Linked DNA regions of Homo sapiens: region 1 is linked to region 2. The links are chromatin loops, found by intact Hi-C in ENCODE. Cell type or tissue: CD14-positive monocyte. All regions are shown on one strand. Each heading gives the region's core, and the rest is flanking DNA. Links, peaks and the distances in the headings are about the cores only.

Region 1 (5,387 bases), core at 74-5,073, 150 kb before region 2:
TCAGAAAATCTAGCCATCCCTTCTGTTCCAAGAGGGTGGAGAAGAGAAGCAGAAAGGCTTCCTAGACAAGGCAGCACATCCAACACATCAAAATGAAAGGGGTTAGTAAGTGCTCCTCACTAGTGTGTAGGACAAATAAAGTAAATTATTAGGACAGAAGTGGAAGGCCAGGAATGTTGTGTCCAAAAAGTGGTACCAAATTAGTGGATGTTAACTGTGCTGCTCAATATGGAACCTAGTAGCCAGAAGTAGCTACTTACATTTAAATTAATTATGATTAAGTAGAATGAAAAATTAAGTCCCTCGGTTGTATTAGCCACATTTCAGGTGTTCAATAGCCATATATAGCCAGTGGCTACTGAATTGGAGAGCACAGATATACAACATCTCCATCATCATGGAAGGTTTTTTAGATAGCCCTGATATGGAGTGTCAGAAGTTTATGCTGGATGGCAGCTGAAGGGCCATGTTGTCCTGCTGCTTCTTTGTTTAATTGTAGAAAGAAGCAAGGAAGCAAGGGAGAACCCCCCTGTCAGTGTTTGCTCAGGGAAGGCAGGGCAGGAGTGACAGGATAGGAGCAGCATTTTGGAAATTAATTATTTTATAGAATAACTGGATGTTGGGAACAGGATATGGTGTAGAAAGCTTTTGTGATAGTCTAGAAAAATGGGGATATGGCCTAAAATTAGGGCAGCGGCAGGAGAGGAAAAGAAGTGAGCCAGGTTACAAGAAAAGCTGAGTGTGCATTCTCAGTGATGAATTGGAAGTGGGTGGAAGACAATGATGTGGAAGGTGAAGCCCCAGATGAAGTCAAGATTTCAGTTTTCAGTGGCAGGAAGGAGGTGGTCTTGGGCCAGGCAAATGTACTGATTAGGCAATGGGTTTGAAATGCCACAGGGGCATCCCAGCAGAAAACTTCAGATGGCAAAGAGAATAGAAGGAGGAAAGGGAAGAAGGACTGCAACTCAAAGTTGGAGCTACATTTGGGAGTAGAAAGAAAAGAGAGCAAGAGATCTTAGAAAAGGCTTTCATCTTGGAGAAGCCAGGGAGAGAAGAGTCTGAGACGCCAAGGAGAGACACAGTGTTTGGGGAAAATTCTGCAATTGTATTATACATTCAAATAGCTGCCCATGGAGTCTGGGATGAGCAGGGAAACAGGACATAGCATGCTGACTCCTTTCACTCACATCTCCATGACAAAAGGTTTCTCAGCTGTGGCTGGAGAAAGAAAGTCATGTTTTCATTCATGCAAGAAGGTGAAAGAGGTGACTGAAGATGCCAGGAAGTTTGTTTATTATCAGGAGCCCTAAATGGTATAGACTAGGGAAATAGGCCTGGGCAGGAGCAGAGTGCTTCCTGGAGAGAGATAGGCCTGAAATTAGTCATTTCTGCCAATTTTCGTAGTGTCTAATCTGATTTCTAGTTTTAACTTGTGGTGTGACTTCCAGCATGTCATATCCGTAGCTCCTTTTTTTTTTTCTCTATTAGATTACTTCTAACGCCTTTTGAATATGTGCACGCTGCCATACAGTTTAGGCAGCCAAATGTTATCCCAATTTTGCAGATATGGAAGTTGAGGACTGCCTAAGATTAGATAGCTAATCAGTGGCAGAAAGGGGGTTGAAAACCACTCCCCTATACCTTCCAGCCACTCTGGGGTAAACATTTAGCTTTACAATTATTTTAAATTGCATCCTATACTTCCTTGTATTTTATCTTCCCTAAACATTTAAACCTCATATATTCTTCCACAACTTTAAATCACAGATGATGCTAATCTATAGAAAAATATAATCTAGCATTAATGTGTTTCAAAATATTTCAAAAAGGCACAGCACTTAAGGAGGCTTGATTCAAATTTACTTTCTTCCATTTGGGGTTATATGACATTAAGCAAGTTGCTTAATTTCCCTGGGTCTCAATTTCTTCATCTTTTATTATTATTTTTAAAATTATTTTATTTTATCGAGATGGAGTCCCGCTCTGTCACCTTCTGAGTGCAGTGGCACGATCTTGGCTCACTGCAACCTCTGCCTCCCGGGTTCAAGCGATTCTCCTGCCTCAGCCTCCCAAGTAGCTGGATTTACAGGCCCATGCCACCACACCCAGCTTTTTTTTTTTTTTTTAGTAGGGATGGGGTTTCACCATGTTGGTCATGCTGGTCTCGAACTCCTGACCTCAAGTGATCCACCTGCCTCGGGCTCCCAAAGTGCTGGGATTACAGGCATGAGCTACCACGCCCAGCCAATTTCTTCATCTTTTAAATGAAAATAATGATACATATCTAAATCATACTGCCTAGCACACCGCTAATGCTCAACCAAAATCTTTCCTTCTCTACTTATTAAGTCATTGTGGGCGTATGGGAAATTTAATTGAATCAGAAGCCATCATGGTGCTGTACAAGTGCTTCATACCTATTGAATGTGAATCTGAACAGGCGATAAAATTGATTTCAATCTCTGTAGCATGACACTACTGTGAGTGGCCTACAGATGGCGCTAGATGTTTACAACGGACTCCTTCCTCCCTATGCTTCTTGCCACTTGACGGAATTGTACTTTGAGAAGGGGTAAGTGACTAAGTGCTTTTCAAAATCAGTATCACTGGACCTTGGGTTTCATTATTATTATTTTGGGTTAAGGGTTGTGTGCCTGTTTGTCTTTGATTTGGTTTTATATTCAGAGGGAAGAATGGTGGTAACAAGATCTTTGCTAGTCATGTCTCTTTTTTCTTTTTCATGAAGACTTTTACTGGAAAATAATATACACAGTAGATGAAAAAATTGGGAAATAGCCTATGTAACAGAAATTACATTTTTAAAAAAATTAAGGTATTCTAAGAAGTAGGCATGTATTGTATATATACTTGGCAAGAGAAAAATTTCTTGATGGTTATATAATAATATTTTTTCAATTAAAGAATTCAAACATATTCATTCAGCTTCTGATGATTCATATCCACAAGTCAAGATTCTTAAAGTACAATTTCTAACTGGTGTCTACCTCTGTGTGACCTGGTGTGGCCCTCCCCAGATGACCACAGCTTAGCTTGAACCCATTAGAAGGGTCAAAGTTAGCGTAGCCAAATGTCCCAGTTCACCAGAATTGACCCATGAAATCTGGTGTTCTCAGAACATGTGAATTTCATTGTTAAAACCAGAAATGTCCTGGAAAAACTGGGGAAGAATTGATTATCACACCAAGGTCATACCAAAAATATTTATCTGCTGTGACAACGACATTCTCATTGGGAGGAGAAGAAGGAGGTATTTGGAACAAGTCACCAGACTTCATGGGATATTATTAGTGAAATAAGAGCAAGGAAAGGGCTGAGTTAAGGCAGTGACCCCAGAGTTTGTTTTGGGATTAGTCAGGGAGATCTATTTTGCCCTTCCCTCAAGGCATTCACAATAGCTGCACACCAACCTGACTGTGCAGTTACATGGGGACCTGGCTCAAAAGAGCCCATGCTTGTTTTAATGATCTGCTGTGGCCATCTTTAAATTGTAATAATGTTTAAACAATGGGCCCTGTATTTCATCTTGCAAATTTTGTAGTCTTGGATGTAGCTTTCTGGCCCCTGAATTTGTAGAGTAAGAAAGTAACAGCACAGAGACTTCATTCTCAACCAATATCTTCACTGCTTACAAAGAAGTGAGTTCTGCACAGTTAGGGACAGGTAGATACATTCTTTATTGAACCTCTAACTGAGTGTCAGGCACAATGAACTAGAACTAAAATGTGGTCTTAGTTAACCTTGCTCTCAAATATCTAGAGTCAGCATGGAGAGGTAAGACCCACAAAATGGAGACTGGCCAAATAGAACAGAAAATGGGAATGAAACGACTAGAGACATAAAACCCTCTCTTAATAACAAGCCCGGCACAAGTCTGCCCATCAGAAGGCCAGCTCTGGGCACAGAGTTAATAAATCCAACCAAATTCCAGGATCAGCTTCAGGAGCAGGCACCATCTCCTTTGGGATAAGACAAGAGAAGCTACTGACTCTACTCGTACCTCCCTGTTCTCTGGTTTCTGGACCCCAGTGGTCCAGAGCTTGCTTTCTCAGTGCACAGAAGCATTTTCTCCCACTGAATTGCCTTGTTTTACGACCCTGAGTTAAATCTATATTACAAATCAAGTGTGGAGTATTTTTTCAACTGAAAGGCAGTGACATACAGAAAAAATTAACCAAGGGCCACGTAAAGGTCAAGTCCAATTTGTTGTTGTATTAGGATTTTTTTTATTGGCACTCCAGGGAAATATCAAAGGTGAAACGTGATTGCTTTTAAATTAGGATCAAGGAGGCTTCGAGTTAACGAATTCTGTCTAAGCCTGCTTATTAGGTGATCCTGACTGTGAAGTGATCTCACATTTTCTTATGAGAAGATACGGAGAGAGACAGAAAGAGAGAGTATTTTAGATTTTCAACCATCTTAAATACGTAAACTTTTCAGGTTGTAGAAAAGGTAGCTAAAAATATTCTTAAAAGATTTAATTTTGGGTTAGATACAGAGATTTAAAATCATAGACTATATAAAATAATTCATTAAGTTAATATTGCTTTGTTTCACTTTTACATTTTATAAAATGATTTTATCTAAACTCTTTGTACTCATCTTTGGCTTGTGTCTTCACCACTAAAGCCAATTTTGAGTCTTTTAAAATTGTTTCCCAGATATATTCACTAATAAAAGATAATTTTGTCTTCTATATAGATGAACCTCAGATTTTTGAAGTCTTAACCCAATGAAAATTAATTTCACACTTATCTAACAGTACAATGCAGGTGTACATTAATAGATGTGATTCACACGTGGTGATTCAGGCACCCAGGGTTCCCTCTTTGGACCTACGGTTTCAAGAGTGCTGTGCTCACTTGCAGGCAGCTTGTAGAAAGGAATGAAAGGGTGGAGGCAGCAACCCGCTTATCAACCACGTCAGCCTTTTAAAGGGGACACATATCATTTCTGCTCACTTTCTACTGGCTAAATTAGTGACTTGGTCCTACCTAGGTACAACGTAGTCTTGGCAATGTGGTCACTTCTGAGCCATAATTCAATTCTATGGAAAGAGAATAACAGAGTTTGATGGAGTATTGGTCATCTAGGCCATATCATCTTAAGACAGAAGATGCTGTTACTGAAAAAGTTATTCCAAGATATAAGTACCCATTCATAATACATATTAGGGAGGTTTTTGTAAGTTTTATAGACATCTTATTTTATTTTATCTTATTTTATTTTATTTTATTTTATTTTTATTTTATTTTATTTTATTTTTGAGATGGAGTCTCGCTCTGTTGCCCAGGCTAGAGTGTAGTGGCGTGATCTCGGCTAACTGCAACCTCCACCTCCCAGGTTCAAGTGATTCTCCCGCCCCAGCC
Region 2 (5,346 bases), core at 347-5,346:
CTTGGGAGCTTTTTTTTTTTTTTTTAACTCTGTAACAACTAATGCTCTCATTTTTATTCTCTCAGAGTATTCCCCGCGTAGCTGCTCTTGGGGTAGAATGTGTCAGTTCTTTTGCTGTGGATTTCTGGCTACAGACACACCTATTTCAGGCTGGAATTTTGTGGTATCTCCTTGGTTTTCTGTTTAATTATGACTACACACTAGAAGAGAGTGGCATTCAGAAAAGTGAAGAAACAAACCAGCAGGTAACTTTAACATTGCTTTAATATTGAATTTGAACCCAAACCTTAGGTTGGTGTTAAACTAATCCAAACCAAAGCTGCTATCCAGAGTCCCCAGAGATAAATTGTTTTTCAGGAAAATTAGGTTTTTTGCTTTTTAAACCTAATCACTTACTTACAAAACTTTTAGTTGTAATTGCTTATGCTTAAAGGATTCCAGGCAAGGGAATTTGCAATAGCATATACTGGACATAATTTAATAATTTCTTAATTACTCAGAGTCAACTTTATGATGGCAAAATTATGGTTGTGTAACACAGGACAATATAATGTTACCATCAGGCAGTTGAGGCTAGCTCCCCTAAACACTTGAGTACTTGTCTGATTTTTATAGATATTTTTCTGTCTCTTCTATGTGCTCTCATTTATTGCTCATATTGTAAATGTGTGCTTCTAGCAGGCAGGGCTGCCTACCTATCCCCTACTCCCCACATTACCACCAAATGTGCTTCTTCCAGTTGTCTGTGAGATATACTGCATTGGGTATAAGTTAGTACATAGATTCTCCTGGTCCTTCTTATAAATAAAAAACAAGCCCCAACACATAAACTTTCTGATGTTTACCTCAGTGGTAGGTACTCTTGTACCCTTTTGTTGGTTGACTTTTTACTCCTTAAATATGTTCCATATAGTGTGATTCTGTAAAATTATAGTATTACCTATGTAAGATAACAGATCTACTTTAACAACTTAATTTTTTTTATAACAGGAGGTAGCAAACAGCCTTGCCAAACTGAGTGTCCATGCTCTGAGTCGCCTTGGAGGGTATTTGGCTGAAGAACAAGCAACTCCAGAAAATCCAACCATAAGGAAAAGCTTAGCTGGCATGCTGACACCCTATGTTGCTAGAAAACTTGCTGTGGCTAGTGTGACTGAGGTATGTGCTTCACAGGTAGCCTGGGTTTTAATCAATAGTGCAAGATCCTTTAAGCAGTAAAGTAGTACAATAATATTGATCTAGGGAACCTAAAAATTAAGAACGTTCACATGTTTGTTCTCTCAAGCAAGAAATTCACTTTATAATGGATTGATGCTAATGATGTCAGTTCTACAAGTCCAGTTTTTGCAAGGGCAAATTAACTTTGTTTCTCAGCTGTGGAGCCTATCATAATTCTTACCAACCTTGAGTCACAAAGGGACAGGACGAGAGAGTGAAGTTGGAATGGTGTTTCACAATGGCAGACTACTGGGAGACAGGAGACCCAGAGTCTATTTCAAGCTATTTATTGTAAGCCATAGCTTATTCAGACACAGGGTTAAAATCCTGAAAGTAAATACATACATGCACATATACATGTATATGTATCTATGTACATACATAGATGCATTACAAAAATCAGTATGACATGATAGATCTCCCAACCTCTTTAACTTCTTTTGCAAGGATTATTGAGAAATAATCTGAGAATGTAGCACTAAAGAATTTGATAAACTATAGAAATCAGTTAAACAGGTTACTATTATCCTTTAATTATAAAAAAAAAAAGAGTACTAAAAGACATTAAAATAAATGAAGACACTAGATCCTATTTTTGGTATAACAAAATAAATGGATTGATAGATTTGTACCCATATGTTAACTGTAATTATTCCTGAATGGCATAATTATAGGCAGTTTTTCTTTTGTTTTCGCTAAGGATGAACTGTGACTTTTGTAAGTGAAAAAATCCTCAGGTTTCCAAAGTATTTTTACAACTTTTAAACAGGTTATTTGTTTTTAATCCAATGTGATTGAGTCCAATTTTCAGTGCTTGCCATGCTTTTCAGTTCCCATGTGTGAAAGGCAGGAGCTCTAGATGCTACTGGTTTTTTTTTTTTTTTTTAATTTTGTTTTTGTTTTTACTATTTTTCCTAAAACACTAGACGACCAGGGACCACTCCTGATGTTAGTTATTTTCCTGGACTTTTTGCTCACCAATGTGATACATTTTGCTGACTGAAAGCATTCTCTTCAGAAATGCCAACAAGTTTGGGATTAACCTTTATAGCCACCCCCACTAAAAATTTTTTATAGCATTTCAAAATTAAATGTTGGCATGAGCTCCAACTGGATTCAATAAAATGCTTAACTAGAAGTTAGCCTTTTGAAAACAAGGCTTGCATGTCTTTGTATAAGATGGAGGTCATAGTCCTCTGTTTTCCTATTAGCAGTAGACCTCTGTAAAAATAAAAGATTTTTATTCAGACATTTAAGGAATTGTGAAATATCTGTGTTTACATTTAAAATTGAGGAGAGCTCAACAATAGGAAAGCACACCAGATGCCTAAGCAGTCATAATCTATGCCTGCAGAAGGACTACACAGCCTTCAATATCAGGGTGTGGTCAGGAAAATCTGACTTTCTCCCCATAAATTTTATTTTCCTTCATACAGGTATGCTTCTTAAAGACTTAGGTTTTGTTTTCAAATACATGTACATAAAGGTATTATGTTGTGATTCTTTTCAAGCTTATAGTCACAGTGTGTTTATTAAGTACTTTCAAAATATTGAATTTCACCATGGCACAGCAGATTTTGAGAATGTTGAAGTCAGACTCAATTTCAAATCCTAGTTTCACCAGTTACCAGTTGTAAGATCTGGGACAAATAATTTAATGATTTGCAGTCTTAGTTTTTCTCAGCTGTAAAATGGATTATATCAATAAACTTGTTAGAATTATTGAGATACTTATTATTGAGGTCCATTATACTATAGGCAACTATTATAGTGTTTGGCCTATAATAGACATTTTTAATAAGTGATAATGTCAATAAGTTTTTTCACTAAATGTTATAAAACGGTAATATTGTCTCCTAGATTTTGAAGATGCTTAACAGCAACACAGAAAGTCCATATTTGATATGGAACAATTCTACAAGAGCAGAATTACTTGAATTTCTTGAATCCCAACAAGAAAACATGATTAAAAAAGTATGTTATTGTTTTATAAATTTCTTGGGTAATTTATTCTGATGGAATCTCTGGAAGTACAGCAGTATTGATTAGAACAGAAATCCACTACTTCTCACTTTAGTGTCAGTCAGTATGGCTTTCTGCCACCTAATATTTGGCCCATTTAAGAAGAGCATTGTGTTGTATGTAGTAATACATTAGGAATTTTTATTGTTGTTACCACTTATATACAGCTGTCTTCTATTTTAACCAGTTTTTGAACCCAGAAACCTTATTTTAGTTGTTCACTTCAGCCTCTTTTCGCTAGTAAGTGAAAGGTGCTTTCCAGTATCAAGACTGAACATTTTTTCTACCCTGCCACCTTTTAGTGGAGAAGCTATTACTGAGCCGTGAAAAAAAAACAAAAGGCAGTAGGATGGGCAATAAGGAGAAGACCTGGATAATCCATACACTAGATGGTTGAGTCTTGATGATTTTGAAGATAATTATGTGTGTGGCTTTGGAAATTAGAGTAACTATTACTGTAACATCTCAGTTATTTAGCGTTTTTGAGCTCATTCCATGTTAGTCATCTAGAACTCTTTATAGATAAAATTTTTGAGAATTGCAGAGCTAGGGAGAACGGGTCTTACATGTCTGTACATTATCTTTTTTTTTTTTTTTTTTTTTTTGAGATGGAATTTTGCTCTTGTTGGCTCAGGCTGGAGTGCAATGGCATGATCTCGGCTCGTCGCAACCTCCACCTCCTGGGTTCAAGTGATTCTCCTGCCTCAGCTTCTCGAGTAGCTGGGATTACAGGCATGCACCACCATGCCTGGCTAATTTTGTATTTTTAGTAGAGATGGGGTTTCTCCATGTTGGTCAGGCTGGTCTCGAACTCCTGACCTCAGGTGATCCGCCCGCCTCAGCCTCCCACAGTTCTGGGATTACAGGCCTGAGTCACCGCGCCCGGCCTTCTGTACATTATCTTTTACCAGAATAGACATAATAACATCTCTTTGTTTAGCATTTTATAATTTATTCTATACTTTTACATGTTATTTTAGTCCAATCTAAATTCGTTTTGGTTTCAGTCTTAATCTTCATGGGACTGTTTTTCTCCCATTCCTCCTCTATTTTTTAGCACTTTTGTTCAGTGTATTACTTTTTTTTTTTTTTTTTTTTTTTTTTTTTGAGATTGAGTCTCACTCTGTTGCCAGGCTGGAATGCAGTGGCATGATCTCGGCCCACTGCAGCCTCTGCCTCCCAGGTTCAAGTGATTCTCCTGCCTCAGCCTCCCAAGTAGCTGGGACTACAGGCATGTATCACCACGCCCAGCCACTTTTTGTATTTTTAGTAGAAACAGGGTTTCACCATGTTGGCCAAGATGGTCTCGATCTCTTGACCTCATGATCCACCCGCCTCGGCCTCCCTAAGTGCTGGGATTACAGGCATGAGCCACCGTGCCCGGCCTAGTGTATTACTTTTTAAAACCCAGTCCAAATATGCTCATTTCTCAGCTCTGTCATCCTACGTCTTACTAGGTCTGATGTCTGCTGAGTTGATTGAGAAGAATAAAGCGTCATACTTGCTTTATAAACTCTGGCTCTAAGACCTTTGTTAGCTGACCTCTGATCCTTTGAAATTTTAAAATGAGTTAATAATAGTAATATTTGGGATAAAAAATTATAATGTAATTGTATGCCTATTCCAAAGTCTTTTTAAGTGCTGTGACATGTATCACACCACATTTTTTCTCTAGAATATGCATAGATCTCTCAAGTTATTTATCTGTTAAGTTATTAAACTGAACATGGATAGATTTACATCTAACAGTCTATTTTTTCATCTTTTAAAAAGGGTGATTGTGACAAAACTTATGGATCAGAATTTGTCTACAGTGATCATGCCAAAGAACTTATTGTAGGGGAGATTTTTGTTAGGGTGTATAATGAAGTTCCTACTTTCCAACTGGAGGTAAGCTCTCTGCTTTTAATTTTACCTGATACCTTTGATCATTTGTTACTGAAAGTTACTAGTTTATTCACACTTTATAGAGGCACACTTCATTTTATTGCACTTTCTTTACTGTGCTGCTTTTTTTTTTTTAACAAATCAAAGGTTTTTGGCAACCCTGTGCCAAGCAAGCCTATTGGCACCATTTTTCCAATAGCATGTGTTCACTTCATGTCT

Evidence for each region. A loop is a pair of places that touch in the nucleus more often than their neighbours do. Peaks named below come from ENCODE experiments on the same cell type or tissue, not always from the same donor. Only the 100,000 strongest peaks of a DNase experiment are listed, where the experiment ranks them.
Region 1: a loop joins it to region 2, with 4 times the contacts of the local background. A loop is called at or near these places in 9 of 110 quality-filtered maps.

What each region holds. Positions count from the first base shown.
Region 1 is chr3:132,350,252-132,355,638 of GRCh38, forward strand. It overlaps ACP3 (acid phosphatase 3), which reads left to right. Exons shown (of 10, transcript NM_001099.5): 9 at 2,469-2,572. Among named protein-coding and RNA genes, the nearest start is that of ACP3, 36 kb to the left of the region's middle. In CD14-positive monocyte, for the core only: CTCF peaks have their summits at 2,495 (motif pointing right) and 2,695; a DNase peak (open chromatin) is centred at 2,520; H3K27ac peaks cover 2,058 bases.
Region 2 is chr3:132,502,224-132,507,569 of GRCh38, forward strand. It overlaps DNAJC13 (DnaJ heat shock protein family (Hsp40) member C13), which reads left to right. Exons shown (of 56, transcript NM_015268.4): 40 at 66-245; 41 at 991-1,158; 42 at 3,079-3,192; 43 at 5,014-5,130. Among named protein-coding and RNA genes, the nearest start is that of DNAJC13, 87 kb to the left of the region's middle. In CD14-positive monocyte, for the core only: no CTCF peak of the experiment used is centred there; no DNase peak of the experiment used is centred there.